Linked DNA regions of Homo sapiens: region 2 is linked to region 1. Evidence: chromatin loops called from intact Hi-C (ENCODE). Cell type or tissue: gastrocnemius medialis. All regions are shown on one strand. Links, peaks and the distances in the headings refer to the core of each region. The heading gives the core; the rest is flanking DNA.

Region 1 (10,959 bases), core at 4,008-9,007:
ATTATTTCAGTGTTAACCTGGTGTGACAAAGTCCCAGTAGCCACGACCCTCCTTCTTAAAGCAACAGTAACCTAACACTGCTTTTAAGGTGGTAATTCTCAAGTTTAAGCTGCATCAGAATCACCTGGATGTCCTGTTAAAACACAGATTACTGGGCCTCACCCAGAGTTCCTAATTCAGCAGGTCTGAAGTGGGGCAACATCAGTCCTAACAAGTTCTCAGGTGATTCTATTAGTCCGAACCACACTTGAACCAGTGCTTGAAGGAGATCAACCTGTCCCTTCTCAGCTCAGGTGAGAGGATGGAAGATGTCTCCACCCTCAGGTTCTAGGAGTGAGGCCCATAATGCAGGCCTGAATCAACCTGCCTCAGTGACTTGGAGTAGGACAGGGCACATAACGGAGTCTCACAGAGTCTCAGGCTCTCAGGACCTTTGCTGAGAACTCTGGGACAAGACTTAGCTAGATTTTAACCTGGAAAGATATAGTTGTGGGAGGCGCTGCAGCCATCTTGTGCCATTAGGGAGAGCCTGTCTGGGACTGGAACCAACCTAGAGGAAGCAGAGCCAAGGGGCCCATCCAGCTAAAAGGATTTGAGTCCTGAATCACGGCAGGCCTGCAGCCCAGTGCCCCCAGGACTTGCCAGCTTTCATGAGAAAATATTTCCCTTTTTGCTTAGACAGATTTGTCTTGGACTTCTTGCCACTTAAAACCCTGAAAACTGAAGTTGTTTTTATTTTGTTTGTTTTGGTTCCTCAAACACCAATTACCCCTACTCTTTAATTGTATTCAATATTCTCAGCTGGGTGCAGTGGCTCACACCTGTAATCCCAGCACTTTGGGAGGCCAAGGCAGGCAGATCACAAGGTCGGGAAATGGAGACCATCCTGGCCAACATGGTGAAACCCCATCTGTACTAAAAACAGTATAAAAATTAGCTGGGTGTGGTGGCGCGTGCCTGTAATCCTAGCTACTCCAGAGGCTGAGGCAGGAGAATAGCTTGAACCAGGGAGTTGGAGGTTGCAGTTTGCTGAGATGGCGCCACTGCACTCCAGCCTGGCGACAGAGCGAGACTCCATCTCAAAAAAAAAAAAAATTCTCAAGTCATATACCTCAGTCAATTCACCAACCAGAAAAAGTAAAAAGAAATGACTTGGGAATTTAAACAACCTAGCTAAACAGAACACACATCTTCCCAGGTTAACCTATAAATTTAATGTAATGCCAGTCAAACCCCTAGAGAATGGCCAATTACAAAATCGGTACCTTTATATAATTTAGCAGCAATGTTTAATATACAATGGGGAAAATTTGTATTCATAAGTAACAGTGAAAATGTAATTTCGAGATATAACTAAACTAGAAATGCCTAGCATATTTATGAAGAAAACCATACAGCTTTGCAAGAGTTAGAAAAGGGGCGAATAAATCAAAGGAGAAGCATATGTTTCTGGCTAGAAAAACTCAATATTGTAAAGTGATCAGGTATTCCCAAACTAATCTACAGTACATGAAACTCTCATAAAAATCAATAAAAGAAAGCTGACAACCTCAATAAAAGTGGGAAACTGGCCAAAGGAAATAAGCTGTTAACACGAGAAGAAAAATAACTAGGCAATAAAGATACAAAAAATATAAAAAGCACTCAACCAAAAGCACTGCTGGGGAACGTTGGGGAAACCGGAAAGTCACCAGTGTGACCAGGATGTGGCCCCCTGCTGTGTTTGTGGAGAGTCACGTGATGGTAATCTGCATTAAAACCTTAAAAATATGTATTTTTCACTCACAAACTTCCCTTCCAGAAACTTCCCTTAACAAATAATCAAATGAAGGCCCAAGGCTGTTTATCACAATATTATTTTTAGTAGAAGAAGGAAAGAAGGAAGGGATGGAAGGAGGAAAATGCTGAACAAGCTTTTATTCCCTGGATAGGGATTACATTAGGCATATGCTGTACTTCTGTGAATTGAATTCATCCTTTAAGAAACTCATTATTTGGCCAGGCGCAGTGGCTCACACCTGTAATCCTAACACTTCGAGAGGCAGAGGTGGGCAGACTGCCTGAGCTCAGGAGTTGGAGACCAGCCTGGGCAACATGGCGAAATTCCGTCTCTACTAAAAATACAAAAAATTAGCCAGGTATGATGGTGCATGCCTGTAATGCCAGTTACTCGAGAGGCTGAGGCATGAGAATCACTTGAACCCAGGAGGCAAAGGCTGCAATGAGCCAAGATCATGCCACTGCACTCCAGCCTGGGGAACAGAGCAAAACTCTGTCTCAAAAAAACCTCATTATTTAAAAATCATAGTGGTCATCTTCTGAATGTGGAAATATCTTCATTATTTGAAACTCTTTCTGTAATAATGTGGTCTTTTATTTAAATGATACCTAATTAACCTAGAATTAGGTATATAAACTATGGTACATGTTTATAATAGAATATTGTTAATATATGTTCAACAATATAGATGTATATACATGTACACCTACATAACTCACAGGCTAATCATAGCCTCATCACATGTTAATCACATGTTAATTACATTAAAGGAAAAGCAAGTCACAAAATAGCAATGTATATATAGAATAGAATGTTATATTTAAACAACCTTAGATTTATATTCATTTTTATACATTTGTCTAAAAAGGTCTAGAGAATATAAACAAAACATTATTTTGTCATTATTGCCGGGGAGTAAGATTGTAATTTTTAATTTTGTCTTTTCATATATCTATATTTCCTTAAGTTGCTAAAATTAATATATATCCTTCAATATAAGTGTTAATTTTTTTACAAAGGAAAAAGAAAGCAACAACTCACAATATGAGTTTGTGTGCTAATATAGTAAAGTACAGGAAGTCATGTTTTCCCCTCCCTTTGATTCATGCAATGTAACATAGTAGTATACTGCCAACCCCTCTATATAGAACTTTGTGGAAGCAGCAAAAATGCTATCAAAGTCTATTACCTCCTGGCATTCACTTAATTCTTCATTCAATCAGTTATTTGCTGATCACTCACCATGGGCCAGGCACAGTGCTGGGGAAGCTACTTTGAAAACATTTGTGGTTCTGTAAAATCAAACTCAAAATGCATTTGGCAAATTAGGTTTCTGTTTTCTGTCTTCATAATTAAATGTTTCATCTACTACTGCCTTTATATCCTGCATATCTTGCATGCGATTTCTAAGTGCATCTCATAGTGCTCCTTCGCTACTCTCACCCTCAATCCCTTGGTTGACCCATAGTGCCTTAAAGGGTACCTGGCAGCATCCTATTCAAGGATGCACCTCAAAATCCAGCAGTGGCAGGAATATCTACAGATCACTCTGAGGTAGAGTAAGCCCTGAGGAGATGATGTGGCTGTTCTTTATCATTACTGACCATCTGTGAGAGAGTGGCTGCTGCCTCCGAGCTCCATCAGAAGAAAGGAAACCCTAAAGATCAGACCCGCCTTCCCTCTGCAGCCAAACCTTGGCAGCTTTACAACAGCCCCATCTTGTGGTTAATTCCTTCCGCAGGGACTCATCCTCTCCAAGGAAATGCCCATTATGGAAAATCAATGAAGCAGTGAACTGATGGATGTGTAATAAGTGATAAATCCTGCTCATACATTATTGAGTAACCTGTCTGTTACAGCTTTAAATATTTTAGGCAAGCTAGTAATTTCTGAAAAGTAATACCAGATACTTTAAATGAGTATGGAAATTGGGAGAACGACATCTCATCCTTTCTTATCCAGTTGGCATTGAAACAGTTTCAGTGATGAAATTCCTATTTTATATTAAAAAAAAGAAGAAGACAGTTCCCTCCCACCGTCTCTTTCTATCTGTATATGAATACGTACATGTTAGGTCTGGAAAGAACATTAATGAGTAAATCTGCCACTATATGATTATAGGAACAAATGCTGCTAGTGTAGATTTAGTTAAATACAACTGTTATTTACTCAGTACTTTCTATGTGTCTAGCACCATGCTAGACACCATGAGTTTTATAAAAGCCAAATGGCCTCTGCCCTGGGCAAGCTCCTAGTCAAATGGGAGACACAAATACCTACAGAAGTAATTTTATTGCAAGATCAACTTGATACCTCCAACAACAGAAGAACTAACAAGGGAGCGTGGTGGCCCAAACCTGTAATTCCAGCTACTCGGGAGGCTGAAGCAGGAGAATCGCTTGAACCTGGGAGGTGGAGGTTGCAGTGAGCCAAGATCGTGCCACTGCACTCCAGCCTGGGTGATGGAGTGAGACTCTGTCTCAAAAAAAAAAAAAACCAAAAAAAACTAACAATGCATTACAGTGGCTACAGGCACAGGCTCTGGAGGCAGACTGCCTGCACTGGAATTGTGGTTCTATCCATCACTAGCTATGAGACCTTGACAAGCTATTACTTAGCCTTCTCTATCTCAGGTTCTTCACCTGTAAAATGGGGATAATAATGGTATGTACCTCATAAGGTTACTGTGAGGATTAAAGATGGCACAAATGGGAGTATTTTTCATACTGGTATAATTATTGCTAGCATATGAGGTAAGCATGAGCTGATTATGACAAGGATCTAGGAAGGCAGTCCAGAGAAATGGAATCTGTGGCCAAGTTCTAAATAATGATGAGAATTTTAGTGTGCAGTGATGGGAGAGAAGGCTCATTTCACAAATAGGGGTTAACCTGAGTCTGCAGGTTAAGTGAGAAGAGAGTTGTTGACAGCTGAGTAGGCTAAGAGTGTGGCTACAGTCCCAGGCATCTCAGCTGCAGGTATAGGGAGTATAGAAGTGACACTGGGAGACCAGGTGGCCTGGATCTGACTGGAGGAGGTGCTGAATGCCAAGCTAAAGAGCCTGAATGTTATTCTACAGGCAATGACAGCCCAAGAAACAGGATATCACAAAGGTTAAGAACAAGGATTCTGGGTTTGAATCTTGGCTCCATCTCTTAAGAGCTGTGTGGCCTTTGGCAAGGTACCCAAGCTCTCTATGCTTATATTTTCTCACCTGTAAAATCAGTTGTAGTGAGAATTACATGAGTGTTGATATGCAAAGTGCTTAGAACAGTGCCTGGCACATAGTGACATACATAAGTGTTTGCTATTAAAAGGCAGAACAACGGCCTATGGCGCCTCTTCCTGTCATCCTGAGACACCCCTTCAGGATATTATTAGTAGTTGGTACGGGTAACGATATGATCAAGGATGAGACCACTTTGCTACTACTCAAAAAACACTACCATGAAAACAAATGTTCTCTTTTTGACAAAAGCTCCCATGGTCCATGAAGAAATTTTACCTCAAAGGAACAGACAAAATCAAAGTTGGCCCTAAACTTGGGCACAAACATGACCAAGCAACATGATTCTGACATGACTTTATCAGATCACCGGGGCCTATGCAAAGTGGCAAACTGCACCATTTCTAAGAAGATGGGATCTGGCCAGGCATGGTGGCTCATGCCTGTAATCCCAGCACTTTGGGAGGCCGAGACAGGCATATCACGAGGTCAGGAGATCAAGACCAGCCAGGCCAACATGGTGAATCCCCGTCTCTACTAAAAATACAAAAATTAGCTGGGTGTGGTGGCACATGCCTGTAATCCCAGCTACTCGGGAGGCTGAAGCAGGAGAATGGCTTGAACCTGGGAGGCGGAGGTTGCAGTGAGCCGAGATCGCGCCACAGCACACCAGCCTGGCAACAGTGTGAGACTCTGTCTCAAAAAAGAAAAAAAAAAAAAACGAAGAAGATGGGATCTGTGCTAACTTTTGAATGATGGCAAAGGCTTGACTATGTTGTGGTGGGAGGGAAGGGCATGAGCTGAACGTATAGTTCTGACTGCTCAGACAGCCTCTAAGGCAAGAACTTACTTCCAGATCCATCCTTGACTCTAGGTCCTTCGGGCTTGGCCTCAGAAATAATGTTTGCATTGGCATTATTCTCCATCTCAATCACAAAATCACTGTCTTCTTCAAACTCAGGGTGGCTAAAGATCCAATCCAGTGCTCTTTCCAGGTTATTATTCTAACAACAAAAAAGAAACAGATGTTTTTACAATGCATGCAGCCTCAGGCCTCACTATGTCCTGACCATTTCAACTAGATGTCAGGCAGATAGGGAAGGAGGTCTGAATTAATTAGTCCTAAGTGCCACTGAGTAAGAAGCTCTGACTCCGCATGACAGGCACGTTCAGTTGGCATGGCATTCTGCAAGTCTCCCAGCTGACATCTGTAATTGGATTCACTGGAAAAGAGTTCTAAGCAGCAGATCAGCATTCCAAAGTTTATATCAATGTTAGCTCAGCTTTTCTGCAGGAAGATGCTGATAATAATAGGTGTGGAATAACCAAGGGTATGGCATTTGTTTAAGTGCAGCTCTTTCTAAAGCCACTTTAATTGCACACACTACCTTCTCTACCAACTGTATTTTCTGCAGATAACTGAACAATAGAGGGATGCCAGTGTGGTATTATGTTAGAGCCTTCTCTCCTGGAATGTTGGTAAAATGTTTGAATTCCAGTAAAGACAAGATTAATATCTTGATTAATGACAACAACACTGATTAGTTAAGTATAATTGTTTAAACTGAACTCCATGTACTTCAAACTAATTGACCATAAAAATATTTCCATCTTTCTCAGCTTGTGATATTTCTGGCAGGTTAAAGAATTTGTATAGATATAAAACCTCTAATGAAACAGTCAGGCAAATAAAATGAGTGGAGCACAAGAAAGTACCCCAAGTAAAACAAACTCTGGTTGAGATATTTTAATCATCTTAAAGGGAGACAGGTTGTCCTAGCCACATCCTCATGAGACAATCAAGAGCCACTGTGACCTCAGCAACGGATCCTAGCAGGCACCCCATCAGGATAGGCAAGAAGTAATTGAGAGCAGATATCTACTCAAAAATGGATTATGGTGTGACCAGGAAGGATGGGTTTTGTTTTGTTTTTTAAGTACCTTCCCTCAAGATTAAACAGATATCAGCACTGCAGAAGGGAATTGTCTACCCTGTAGTTTCAGAGTCCCTTGTTTCTTGGTATCAAGAAGTTCATGGCTACCAGAAGAACCTTCTCTTTCTGCAGAGAGAAACAGCAGCAGAGAATTCCAAGGAGCCATTCAGTTTTCTATGAGGACTTTTAAGAGACATTTACCCAAGGTCTTGGTATCAGAAAAGCATTCTATCTCCTAAAGGACTTCTTACTGAACATGGAATTTCATGCATCCCTCTTTCCTCTAGGGCCACAAGCAGCCTCCAAGTCAAATTTCTGACCCCCTGTTAACAAACATTCAAGATGATATCAAGTTTCTTTCAGTTTGCTCATATTACCCCAGATTTATTTATCTCATTCGCTGTGTGAAAATCATTCATTTTAGCTTTATATTTATAATATGCAAATAAATCTTTATGGGCTATGATGAGATTCACAGTTAGATGAATCAAACATGAATCAAAATGATCAAAGTACATTGGAAAGTCTCAACTGCTACAGAAATAAATTCACACACACACACACACACACACACACACACAGTCTCTCATGCTCACCGTTGCTCGTAGTGCCTGAATAGCCTGATTTCGCTGAAATCCCATGGAGGTGATGATAGCTACGATTTCCTCTGGAGGTTGGTTATCCAGTCCAGAAGCACCAAAAACAGAGGCTCCAGCAGAAGCTGCCCCTCCATAACCAGGCATGGTCAGCGGCTCAGCAAAATCTGAGAAAAATAACCACACCCAAGTCTTTTCCTTTTTTTTTTTTTTTTTTTGTCCTGAAACAACACTAACAAGGAAAAACATGATTCTACAAAGTTATAATAATCAAGACAGTCTGGGCCAGGCGCAGTGGCTCATGCCTGTAATCCCAGCACTTTGGGAGGCCAAGGCGAGTGGATCGCCTGAGGTCAGGAGTTCGTGGCCAGCCTGGCCAACATGGCAAAATCCTGTCTCTACTAAAAATACAAAAATTAGCAGGGCATGGTGGTGCACACCTGTAATCCAGCTACTTGGGAGGCTGAGGCACAAGAATCGCTTGAACCCAAGAGGCGGAGGTTGCAGTGAGCTGAGATTGCACCACTGCACTCCAGCCTGGGCAAGAGAGCAAGGCTCTGTCTCAAAAAAAAAGACAGTCTGGTACTGGTATATAGGCAGACATATGGATCGATTAAATAGAATTGAGATTCCAGAAATAAAACCATATACCTGTGGTTAACTGATTTTCAACAAGACCATTCAGTGGGGAAAGGACATTATTTTCAACAAATGATGCTGGGACAACTGGATATCCACATACAAAAGAATAAAGTCAGACCCTCACCTCACATCATACACAAAATTAACTCAAAATGGCTCATTGACCTAAATATAGGAGCTAAAACTATAATAATCTTAGAAGAAAACACAGGAGTAAGTCTTTGCCATTGGATTAGGCAATGGTTTCTTATTTACAACACAAAAAGCACAAGTGATAAAAGAAAAAAAAGATAAATTGGACATCATCAAAATTAAAAATGTTTGTGCTTCAAAGGATACCATCAAGAAAGTGAAAAAACACCAGAATGGGGGGGAAAACACAAATCATATATCTCATAGAAACTCGTATCTGGAATTTGTAAAGAACTCTTAGAACTCAATAATAAAAGGATAACTTCATTAGAAATGGGCAAAGAATTTGAATAGACATATCTCCAAATAAGATATACAGTCAATAAACATACGAAAAGTTGTTCAACATCATTAGTCATTAGGAAAATGCAAACCAAAACCACAAGATACCACTTCATACCCACTGGGATGGGTATGATAAAAAAGATAATAATAAGGGTTAGTGATGATATGGAGAAATTGGAACTCACATTCATTACTGGTGGAAATGTAAAATGGTTCAGCCACTGTGTAAAACAGTTTGGTCGTTCCTCAAAATTAAATATAGAGTTACCATATGACATGGCAATTCCACTCAAGAGAAGTAAAAATAAATGTCCATCCACACAAAAACTTGTAAAAAATGTTTATAGCAGCATTGTTCATAAAAGCCAAAAAATGTAAATAACCCAAATGTCCATGAACTGATAAAGATTAATAAAATATAGTATACCCATAAAATAGACTATTATTATTGTTATTATTATTATTATTTTAGATGGAGTCTCACTCTGTTGCCCAGGCTGGAGGGCAGTGGCGTGATCTCAGCTCACTGCAACCTCCGTCTCCTGGGCTCAAGCAATTCTCCTGCCTCAGTCTCCCAAGTAGCTGAGACTCCAGGTGCCCGCCACCATGCCCAGACAATTTTTGCATTTTTAATAGAGATGGGGTTTCACCATGTTGGCCAGGCTGGTCTTGAACTCTTGACCTCAAATGATCCTCCTGCCTTGGCCTTCCAAAGTGCTGGGATTACAGGCGTAAGCCACCAAACCCGACCCAACAGACTATTATTTTACCGTAAAAAGGAATGAAGTACTGACACATGCTACAACATAGATGAATCTTGAAAGCACTATGCTAAGTGATAGAAACCAAACACAAACGACCTTTTATTATATGACTCCATTTATATGAAATGTCCAAAACAGGCAAATCCCTTGATCCAGAAAACAGATTCGTGGTTGCCAGGGGCTGGGGTGAGCAGGAAAATGGGGAGTGACTGCTATTATGTATGAGATTTCTTTTGAAGGGTACAAAATGTTCTAAAATTTGATAGTGGTAATGGTTACACAACTGTGAATTTATGAAAAACCATTGAAATGTACACTTTAAACAGATGAATATATGCATTATAGCTTAATAAAGTAGATAAAAGAAAAAGCTAACTAAACATCCTCCATTTCTTCATGCCCATGTTTCCATTTCAAATTTTCATCATCGCTTAGTTAGAAGTATATCCCGTATCTTTCTATTGGTCTTTTTGCCACTGACTTATACACTTTAAAGGGATGAATTATATCTCAATAAAGCTGTTTGGGGTTTTTTTTGTTGTTTTTTTGTTTGTTTGTTTTTTTGAGACAGAGTCTCGCTCTGTCACTCAGGCCAGAGTGCAGTGGTGCAATCTTGGCTCACTGCAGCCTCCGCCTCCTGCGTTCAAGCGATTCTCCTGCCTCAGCCTCCTGAGTAGCTGGGACTACAGGTACGCACCACCATGCCCAGCTAATTTTTGTATCTTTAGTAGAGATGGGGTTTCACTATGTTGGCCAGGATGGTCTTCATCTCTTGACTTCGTGATCCGCCTGCCTTGGCCTCCCAAAGTGCTGGGATTACAGGCATGAGCCCCCACGCCTGGCCTAAAGCTGCTGTTTTTAAAAAAAAAAAGAAGAAGAAAAAGACTGGCTTTCTCCTCCACTGCAGGAGATTAGGAACTATAAAGTCATTTTCTAGGGATACATCCACAGGGACCTTGGAAGGACCAGGACTCAGCATCACTGAGGGTCACATCAGACTCCAAAGCCATTCCATTTTCTCGCCACCTACCTGGCTCTTCCATGTGAACAATGATCCAGTTGAAGGCCACCTCGGCGCCCATATTTCCAGTGAAGTACACAGCCTTGCGACATGCTTCCAGCGGGAAACCCATCTCGGCCAGCTGCATCACTGATGACTCATCGATGTCTGATGCTACAGAGCACAACAGGATATTCTAGTGTGAAAGAGGAAACTGTCGCTTCTTGTCTTAGCTACTCTCCACTCTCCTATCCACATGCTACCCAAAGAAAGTGCTATTCTGTTGGGTGTAGATAATGGTTTTACTTTGTTTAGTTTTGTTTTAAGCCACACAAATATTAAAGCTATTTGGGCTAAGTTTATATCTTTGACCCACATAGGAACCAGGTTAATTACCTGGACAATGCAAGCAATGAAAAACGATTCTCTAATTTCATATGGGGAGATTTAGTGTATTCCCAGAACGATTTCAGAGCATTCTCAAGACCTCTATGACAGCCTCTCCTATGACTGAAACTTGAACAGAAAGCTCTATCTACA
Region 2 (10,959 bases), core at 3,963-8,962, 70 kb after region 1:
AGTCATTCAAGAAAATTACGGTCCGTCCACAAAACTGGATTCGAAAGAAAGGAAAAGGAAGAAAAGAGAAGGGAAGAGGAAGGGGGAAGCTCACAGCTAAAAATATCTAAAACCTAGGAAGTAGTCTTAGTTCACATAGGGAGTAAAACTGAAAAGAAGGTTCACTTAATCCCAGAGCTCCCGCAGATCTGTAGTTTGTAAATGCTTTGTTCTTTTTGTAACTGCGTCGCTATTGTTTCAGCAGTGGAGCACTTCTATTTTTTTCCAAACAAAATGTTACATGGAAGGCCAACATAATAAACATGATAAAAAGACTGTTATCCTTCTGATCAGAAAAGAGTCCCTCTCCAGCAGTCCCTGTAGATCTGGGGTGCAGAGTTTGAAAATCTAAGGAACAGATTGTGATTTAGGAGGCAAGAAGCCAGCCCAACCTGGAAGAGACCAGCTAATGAGCAACAAAGCCCTAACAGCACTTGAAGTAAGAGACAGCAAAAGGCCCAGCACTACTGAAATGTAAGCCGGCAAGACTCCTGTCACAGAAGAGAAGAGGTATGTGCGTGTTCATGCTCATTTTCATCCTCTTCTCTCATTCAACCGGCTTTTCCCACCCCACCCCACCCCCGCACACACACATCGCACACGCACACACACCTGACACAGAGCCATGCGCATCTAGCTAGCAGCCGTGCACACTCACTGACCAGGGCTGGTAACTCCTCAATATTTGGTAGTGCTATTTCATAGTGATCTGGGAATATAACAAGTTTGGCTTCATCTTCATATTCATAATCGTCGCTATTTAAATCGTCATCAGTATCTAGATCTGAGGAGAAAACAAAAACAAAGAACAAGAAGTGAGGAAAATAATATCCCACACTATGGCAGCACTCACTGGAAAAGCCAGAAATCCAAGGTGATGATGAAATACCAAGGGTGTGACATTTACAACTTTCTCCTCTGACAGGGCCGTCCATCTGTCCTCAACCACCAATAGCAGGCCTTTCCATCAAGTTATGAATACTTATGTATCAGTGACTGATGTATGAAGACTGAGCCATTTCATAAAGCTTTACAGTTAAAATAGACAAATGTGCAAGATACTCAATTCTCAGAAGGAATTTCTCAGAAAGAAAATTTCTTAGAAACTCTTAAAAAGGCAAGGATTGGTAATTACGATGTGTCAGGTACCTGGTTCCTGATTTCACAACAATAGGCTGGAATGGTTGTTTGGTTTCTTGGGGTTTTTTTTTGCAACATCATAATATGGAAGTATGGTTTTAGAGTTGACAAACTTAGGTTCAAGACTAGCTCCAAAACTTAATGTTACTTTGGGCAAGTCATAAACTCTCTAAGCCTTAGTTTTCTCATTTATAGCATGAAGATAATAGCATGTATCTCACATAGTTTATACAGGAGATAAACGAGAACAAGAGGCTTGGCATATAATAGGTAGTCAATAAATGTTAGCTATTATTTAAAAACAAAATCTCCCTCTTGCTCTCTCCCTCTCCCTCTCTTAAAGTGTTGAGTTATTGCCTAGTAGATCCGAGGTGGAAGCCCTATAATGTGAGTAGTCATATTGTCCTCAGCTGTGGAGAATTCTCAGTAAGGAAGATGAGCTCCTCTAGCCTGTTACCTATCAGGTCGTCCCCTCTTTGCTTGGTTCATCTCTGGTAAAGGTTAAACGAAGGCTCAGGGAAATGTCTTGTCACAATATGTATATGGACATTTCAGCATCACTTTCACAGGGATGCCAGCATCCCAGATCATGTTTGTATATTTATGCTTGGAACTATGGTGACAAAGAGCTAGCTATTCCACTCACATGCACACAAACCTACACATGAACAGGCCCATGAACACACACAGAAACATAGGCTCTATAGACAGAAGAAAGTTATTTTACTTAATGGAGCACCCACCTGAGAACCAAAGGATCTAGATTCTGTTATTACCTTGTATGTTTTCAATCAAAAACCTAGTATATGTTTGTGTACAGCTCTGCTCTTAAATTCCCAAAGGTAGGGCAGTTTGTAGTAAAAATAAATAAATAAATAAATAAATAAATAAATAAATAAATAAAATAAATAAGATACAGCTAAAATGCAATCTAAGCTTTTTTTTTTTTTTTGAGGCAGGGTGTCACTCTGTTGCCAAGACTTGAGTCCACTGGTGTGATCATAGCTTACTACAACATCAAACTCCCAAGCTCTAGCTATCCTCCCACCTCACCCTCCTGAGAAGCTAGGACTGCCAGGCTTGGCTAATTTTTTTTATCTTTTGTAAAAACAGGATCTCACTATGTGGCTCAGGCCAGTCTCAAATACCTTGCCTCAAGCAATCCCCCCACCTCAGCATCTCAAAATGCTGGGATTAAAGGCGTGAATCACCACGCCTGGTTTCAATGTTTTAATAAAAGATTCTAAATTGTAAGAGTCAGAAATACCAAAATAAAGAACCAAACCAAACATTACTAGGTAGCAATAGAAGTGAGGTTCATTTGACAAAATGTAATATTAAAGAAGTTTAATTAGTAAGTACAGGCATTAATTTAAAGGATATAATTCAAAGAAAGATTCTATATATTATGAAAATGTGAATGCTTCAATATTTATATTTTTTTAAGTTGGAATCTAAATGTTTAATAAAAAAAGGTATTCAACCCGGCCAGGCATGGTGGCTCACACCTATAATCCAGTACTTTGGAAGGCCGAGGCAGGTGGATCACGAGGTCAGGAGTTCAAGACCAGCCTGGCCAAGATGGTGAAACCCTGTCTCTACTCAAAATACAAAAATTAGCCGGGTGTGGTGGCACGCACCTGTAATCCCAGCTACTCAGGAGGATGAGGCAGGGAATTGCTTAAACCCAGGAGGAGGAGGTTGCAGTGAGCCGAGATTGCACCACTGCACTCTAGCCTGAGCAACAGAGCAAGACTCCATCTCAGAAAAAAAAAAAAAATAGTATTCAACCCAATAGAATATTATTTAAATCATAGTTATTTAGACTATGTAGGAACAGAAAATGTTTATGCTATGTTAATGCTAAAAACACAAAATTCATCTTCACTGTAAAGACTTTATATTATGCTCATAGACAAAAATGAGAAAGAAACCTAAACAAATGGAAATAGAGTGAGTGAACTTTATTCTTAAATTTTTCTTTATTATAATATTGTATATATAACAATTTTAAGTAACCAGGGCATAAATCTTGTGTTTATGTGTGCAGATTCAGCTCATACAAGATATTATCTGTCTCCTTTCCACAGAAAACATGCTCATTTAAAGTTAATTCAAATCTTACCTGGCATAAATATAATACAAGAAAAAAAAAAACCCCACTCTGGCATTTACTAGCTATGTAACCCTAGAAAATTTGTTTCTAAGTTCATTCTTCTTGTAAACCATAGATATTATCTACCCCACAAGACTGTTAAGTGGATTAAACAAGATAAAGTTTTAAGGCACCCTAGTACAGGATCTGGTAGGTACTAGGGGACTCCACAAACAATATCTGCCATCACCATCATCATCATCACTTTCTCCCTATTCCTGACAACTAACACAACCAAAAGTGCCTTCCCTTCCCTTTGGCTGCAAGACCATGGTACCATGTGGGGATCTTCTGTGAAATCTGAGTATTCAGAAGTTATCACCTTCAAATTCTTCTAGACTGTCAGCTCAGAGAGCCGGAAATGAGTCTTACCTCCTATGTTCCTAGCCCCTGTACTGTGCCTGGCACACACTACACACCCTGTAAATGTCTGTGAATGGGGACTTCAGGAAGTCAACAACATCAACATGCTAAAAACAACAGCAAAACAAGAATATCAAAAGAGTTGCATTGTATTTTAATTGGCGACTCAGATGTTTAAGAGGAAGCAAGACTGCTGTCATGCAGAAAAGCAGAACTTTGTTGTGCTTCTTTACACTTAGTTTAAGTTTACTTTTACTTTTAATTCAATGGAATGGAAGAGGGGCATGATCTTTCCCAAAAAACTTAATCCAAATTAGGGAAAAGTCCATCAGAGGTAACATACATTCTGATTTCAGGGGACAAATCTAAGGTTCCTCTTGAACACATATGACCCCACAGCCCTAAGTATAACCTAAAATTTCCACATCTCTAAATCATGTCTCATCACCCCAAAAATATTTAGTTGAAGAAGCTACAGAGTAATCATACCCTAGGGACCCCCAACTTCTCCCCAGCTGCTACCTTCTATTGTGGCTATTAAGTGGCAATACCCAAGAAAGCCTTCTCTAAGTTTAAAAATAAATAAATAAATATAAACTCTGCTTTGATGATCCTCCCAGATCCCTGGGAGAAGTGGCTAGGACTACCCATTTCCCCAAGATGCCTAAGCTATGAAGGACAGTGAAGGAAAGAATGGGTCCCTACACAAAGCCAGGGCTCTGATTCCCAGGTCAGTGTTCTCTCACCCTGACCATATTAACTTTAATTGTTGGAGGTAAGCGATCTGTCCAAGGGCTGCAAAATCTAACCAACTATTTACCTTCAAAAGAACATATTATTTTACCCACTTCAGAAAGAAATAGCAAAATGTAGTTTATTAGAACCTTCTGGTTATCAGAGGGGCAGATGAACTTTCTGAACAGGCCCATTAGCGAAACTTTGCACAAATTTTCTGTTTTCAATCTATTCCTTAACAAGTTTAAACACCTGGTCTAAGCCAAAAAAAAGTGGAATTTAAGTTTTCTGAGGTGAAGTGGTGGCTCCTTGGAAGTTCCACTTTCAGACACAGAGAACTGAACTCCTTTACACCTATTTGTGAAAACTAGGACAGACTCCATAAAGATGTAAATATTTAACACTGTTTTTTATGATGTATCAAACATATGGTATTTTTTAAATTAAATGCATTACCAGTTATTTATATATCTATGCATATCTGTAGCTTTATTGTAAAATATATATATATGGAATTAGGGCAGAATCACATTATGAGCCATAGGGTATTTCTTGAAGGATCCAGAACTCCCTTACCTCCTCGCTTCTCTACTATCTCCTTCATATCAGCTTATACCCCAAACTCACCAACTTTCATATTTTTCCAAGTTATCTTTCTACAACACAACCTAATAGTGTCCCTTTCTAGCTGAACTCTCCCAGTTCACAGCACCCCTAAGCATCCCAGCAATTTTTTTCACAGCAACCCTAAGCCAAAAGAAATGCCTGGCCAGGCGCAGTGGCTCACGCCTGTAATCCCAGCACTTTAGGAGGCCAAGGTGGGCAGATCACGAGGTCAGGAGTTCGAGGTCAGGTTTTGCCAACATGGCGAAACCCCGTCTCTACTAAAAATACAAAAAAATTAGCCAGGTGTGGTGGCCAGCGCCTGTAATCCCAGCTACTCAGGAGGCTAATGCAGGAGAATCGCTTGAACCCGGGAGGCGGAGGTTGCGGTGAGCCAAGATCATGCCATTGCACTCCAGCCTGGGCAACAAGAGCAAGACTCCATCTCAAAAAAAAAAAAAAAAAAATGCCTAATGGCTCTGTTTATTTAGTAGTTAGATCAAAAAAACTTGGTTAAGTATTTATGTTCTAACAACTAACCATTAGCAAAAAATACGTATAAGTTGAAAGAAAAAATATTTTACTCTGAAATAGCCCCAGTCCTTCACTAATGGGATGTGTTCAGCTGTTGGGCAATGCACAACTTCCCTGAATCGGATCAGCCACTGCCACCCTTATTTCCTATTTCACATTGATTTTCACATGGTGCTTGACTTTTACCACAGAAACCACTAAAAAAAACTCCAGCTTTACAAAGATATGGAGTTATTGGAAGGAATACAGGGTAACCTAATAGTAAAACTACACTGTGTTTAGTTCATGCAATGTTTGAGCACCAATATGTTCCCTCAGAGACTTAAAATATCCTTCAGTGCCCTGGTGAGCTCACTGTAGCACTCCAGGGTGCCTCAGAACACAGTTTGGGAGCCGAAGGGTTAATGGCTCCCTAGGGACTACAGAAAAAAGAAATCTAAAAGCATTACTTATGTATAGACAATCGCTGAGAGAATACACAATATATACAAAGATGTACACACAGAAAATTTGTCTCTGGAGGCAGTAACCAAGTGGCTAGGATACAGGGAAGGGAGGGGAAAAAAACTTAATTTTCACTGAGGAGCCCTTTATAACTTCTCAATTTTAAGCTTTACCCATGAGGTACATATTGAAAAAAAATTTTAATCCTAAATGTTTTAAAAGTATAGAATTTAAATGATTTTTCAATTACCAATAATTGTCGTTGCTAGTTAAAAAAAAAAAAATAGCAGCAAAAGCTAGTACTGAGGTCATTTCACTTGAATGAACATCAAAGTAATATGGAGGGAAAGTGATTTGACCACTGAGAGGCAGGGTGCTGCTCAGGACACCAGGAAGCCTTTTGGCACCAGCCAGTGGCCTCAGCTTCCCTTGTAAAGTCAATTGCAGGTTGTAACCAAATGATTCAATGGTTTCAATGTCACTGTTGAGCTGATGGAAAAGGAATTATTCACAAAGTCATCAAATGAATGGGAATAAAACACCTCCACCCAAGATAAAGCATTGGCCACCTACATCTGCTTCATGAAGCCGAAGAAGGAGCATCATAATTTCATTTCAGTACCAGTGAAATAGTACTTCCTAGCCAAAAAATAACAGAGAAACTGCAAGAGAGCTCTGAGTTATCTTCCTCTCCATGAGGAAACAATCCCAGCATCCCTTTGAGGGAAAGAGTCTGTGGCAGAGGCTACTAGCTGCCTCCCAATACCCACTGTCCCCTTCTTCCTAATAAGAGACCCCAACTTTACTCAGCGGAGCCCGCTGGTGGGCTTTATTTTCCAGTCTCCTGTGCAGCTAGATGTGGCCACGTGACCAAGTTCTGCCAGAGAGGCGTAAACTGATTGGGGGCTCTATGAGAAGGCTGACAAAGGCAAGGTGACTCTGCTGGGAGATTAGACTATTTTGTCCTTCCTCTTTCTCCTCTTTTCTTTGTTTCTTTTTTTTTTTTTTTTTTTTTTTTGAGATGGAGTTTCACTCTTTGCCCAGGCTGGAGTGCAATGGTGCGATCTCAGCTCACTGCAACCTCCGCCTCCCAGGTTCAAGCAATTCTCCTGCCTCAGCCTCACAAATAGCTGGGATTACAGTCATGTGCCACCATGCCCAGCTAATTTTTTGTATTTTTAGTAGAGACAGGGTTTCACCACGTTGGCCAGGCTGCCGAACTCCTGACCTCAGGTGATCCACCCACCTTGGCCTCCCAAAGTGCTGAGATTACAGGCATGAGCCACCGCGCCCGGCCTCCCCTTTCCTCTTTCATGCTTTCCAGAATCAGGATGTGATGGTTGGAGTTCCAGTAGCCATTTTGGACCGTAAGGTGACCATGAGGTTGGAAATCATGGGCCAGGATGGAGGGTGAAGCAGGAATATGGGAAGAGCCTAGATCCCTGGTGAACATGAGGCCATCACATCACCACACTTACTGTTTCCCAACATCCTCTACATGACAGCAAAATAAGCATCTATCTTGTTTAAAGTTACCAGAATCGGCCGGGCACAGTGGCTCACATCTGTAATCCCAGCATTCTGGGAGGCCAAGGCAGGCAGATCACTTGAGCCCCGGAGTTTGAGACCAGCCTGGGCAACATGGCAGAACCCTGTCTTCACAGAAAAATACAAAAATTAGCCAGGCATGGTGGCGCATGCCTGTGGTCCCAGCTACTTGGGAGGCTGAGGTGGGAGGTTCACTTGAGCCCTACAGGAGGCCGAGTCTGCAGTGTCCATGATTATGCCACTGCACTCCAGCCTGAGTGACACAGTGAGATGCTGTCTCAAAAATAAATAGGCCAGGTGTGGTGGTTCACGCCTGTAATCCCAGCACTTTGGGAGGCCAAGGTGGGCAGACCACCTGAGGTCAGGAGTTCGAGACCAGCCTGACCAACATGGTGAAACCTCGTCTCTACAAAAAAAAAAATACAAAAATTAGCTGGGCATGGTGGTGGGCACCTGTAATCCCAGCTACTCGGGAGGCTGAGGCAGGAGAATTGCTTGAACTCGGAGGGCGGATATTGCAGTGAGCCGACATCACACCACTACACACCAACCTGGGTGACAGAGCAAGACTCCGGCTCAAATAAATAAATAAATAAATAAACAAAGTTACTAGTGTTTTAAATTTACCGTTACATAAACCAGATGTAACCCTAATACACAGCCCATCACTGAAATTAATTTATAGGTCACATTAACTCAGGGCTGGGACCAATGTGACAAGAGAAAAGTGCCTGTTCCTAGGAGATGAGAAGCATCAGTTGAGGGGGCTTTAAATCAGAACTTGCAAAAAATGAATTCCTGTAAAAAATAACTTCCTGGCCAGGCACAGCAGCTCACACATGTAATCCCAGCACTTTGGGAGACTGAGGTCAGAAGATTGCTTGAGCATAGAAGTTCAAGACCAGCCTGGGCAACACAGTGAGACCCCATCACTTTAAAAAAAATTTTTTTTAATTAACCATGTGTGGTGGTGTGTGCCTGTAGTCCCAGCTACTTGGGAGGCTGAGGCATGAGGATCACTTGAGCCTGGCAGGGTGAGGCTGCAGGGAGCTATGATTGTGGCACTGCACTCCAGCCTGGGCAACAGAATGAGTTCCTGTCTCAAAAACCGAAAAAGAAAGAACTCCTACTGGGATGACGGAGGTAAATTTGTAAAGAACCTGGATATAAAACAATAGGGAGAAATGGAATGTGGGGCTAATGGCATTCATTTTTAAATTAATATAGTCATAGAACACTTTTTTGGGGCTGTGAGTTCTATATGCACCTTGTGGTTTTCTAAGATATGAAATCTTGCCTGAATACAGAGAATAACCTGTAGAAAAAGCCTCACTGAAACAAAATGGTAGGTAGTCCCCTACGGAAGAATGGAAGGAAGGGGTCCACACAGTTTGAAGCACAAAACCTCAGTGCTAACTTTCAAATTAATTTCTAAAACAGTTTCCTGACAATATCCTCTACAACCAAAATAATCACTAGAAAAAAATCAAACCTCCAGGTCTTATGAAAAGAAGACACAAAAATTAAAGGCCAAGGTCAGCTAACTTCTTCATTCAACCAAAGAAAATAATAAAAATTAACAATGGTAAGTCGAAATGTTTAGTTAGTTCTGCCTTCAAGAAGAACCTGCTGACGTTACTTAATTCAAATGAAATCATATGATCTATATTAGTGCAAAGGTGCTGGAAGACTAATAACCAAAGCATCAGAAGATATTCAATAATTTCAGCTTTGGGGTTCATGCTAGCTTGGTTTGGGTTTAGTTGGTTAAACTGGGTTGTGGTCCAAAGACAGGTTGAGAAGTAAGGAAGATTGGCCAAGGTAGAAGAACCAACTGCAGATAAGCCTCGTACAGAAAAGCATGAGCTGAGAAGCAGGAGAAGACAGCAAGGTTGGATCCAGCACAGAGTAACTGAGAATCAAACCAGGAAAGAAACTCAGCTCCACAACAGTTTTCAATGGCTTCACTTTTCAAATAATTCATGTGTCTTTTCATCACAGTAACATGTTTGTTACAGAAAAAGTTTAAATATAGAGAAGCAAAAAGATGAAAATCAGAATCACTTCCATTCTATTACCGGGAAAGAGCTACTATTAACAGTTTGGAGTATTCTTCCAGACTCTTCTGATCTCCCAGTTATATATGTACACATGTGTATGTGTGTGTAGAAGTGTGTGCACACACACAGATATACATTCATACATGCATGCATACATACATATACATGTCTATATCTGTATATACATATGTATATGTATGTATAGGATTTTTTTACAAAAATGAAATCATACTATGGAAACAATTTTGCAAATCCTTTCAAACAATAATCTGAGGCATTTAGGCACATAAACTTGTTTGGTCAAATATTATCAAACCACTTTTTCGCTTGAGAAAACCATATCAGAAGCTTAATATGACCATAATTATATGATATAGAAATCAGTAGTCACTTGCATAAACAAAACTGGCCCTTCCAATAAGGGAAATTTTCAAATCACCATTAGTCAAACACTAGAGCCATCATTATTGCAGGCAAGGTCCACTGATGCTAAAATTAGTGAGCAAAACTTTGAGGAGAAACAAAATATTTAGCACAGTCTCAAAGTATCACTCTCAAAATATTTCTTAATTACACTATAACTTTACAGTGAAGAAACCCAGCAGACACTACCTTAACAATGATCAAGTTCAGCATGACCAGTATGACAACATGTTAACATCATGTACCCCTGATACCATGCACTAAGAAGGGCACACTATCTCTGTAGGATTCTTTCCAAAAATGCATACGTACATACTTCACATTTTTCATGAGAAAACATCAGATAAAGCCAAACTGAGGTCTAGTCTACAAAATAACTGACCAGCACTCTTCAAAAGTGTCACAATTATTAAAGACAAAGAAAAACTGAAGAATGATCAGAGTCTGGAAAGGATTAAAGAAACATGACAACTGAATACAATGCGGAACCCTGGATCATATCTTGTAACAAAGAAAGGACATGAGCGGGAGAAAAATTATGAAATCTGAATGAAGTCTGTAGTTTGGCTAATTTTAGAAATAAAAAGAAAAAAATTGACTTCTTTTTTTTTTTTTTTTTAAAGACAGGATCCCGCTCTGTCACCCAGGCTGGAGTGCAGTGGCAATCATAGCTCACTACAGCCTCAACTTCCTGGGCTCAAGTGATCCTCCTGCCTCAGCCTCCCAAGTCACTGAGACTACAGACACACACCACTATACCCGGCTAATTTTTTAATTTTTTGGTAACGACAGGGCCTTTTTATGTTACCCAGGCTGATCTCAAACTCCTAGGTTCAAGCAATCCTCCTGCCTCAGCCTCCCAACGTGCTGGGAATACAGGCGTGAGTCACTGCAAGAGCCAGCTATTGAAAGTCA

Evidence for each region. Peaks named below come from ENCODE experiments on the same cell type or tissue, not always from the same donor. Only the 100,000 strongest peaks of a DNase experiment are listed, where the experiment ranks them.
Region 2: a loop joins it to region 1, with 8 times the contacts of the local background. A loop is called at or near these places in 1 of 110 quality-filtered maps.

Annotation. Positions count from the first base shown.
Region 1 is chr3:179,760,746-179,771,704 of GRCh38, reverse strand. It overlaps USP13 (ubiquitin specific peptidase 13), which reads right to left. Exons shown (of 21, transcript NM_003940.3): 17 at 10,450-10,593; 18 at 7,537-7,703; 19 at 5,857-6,010. Among named protein-coding and RNA genes, the nearest start is that of USP13, 110 kb to the right of the region's middle. In gastrocnemius medialis, for the core only: no CTCF peak of the experiment used is centred there; no DNase peak of the experiment used is centred there.
Region 2 is chr3:179,690,872-179,701,830 of GRCh38, reverse strand. USP13 (ubiquitin specific peptidase 13) reads right to left here. Exons shown (of 21, transcript NM_003940.3): 4 at 702-823. Among named protein-coding and RNA genes, the nearest start is that of USP13, 43 kb to the right of the region's middle. In gastrocnemius medialis, for the core only: no CTCF peak of the experiment used is centred there; no DNase peak of the experiment used is centred there; H3K27ac peaks cover 3,383 bases.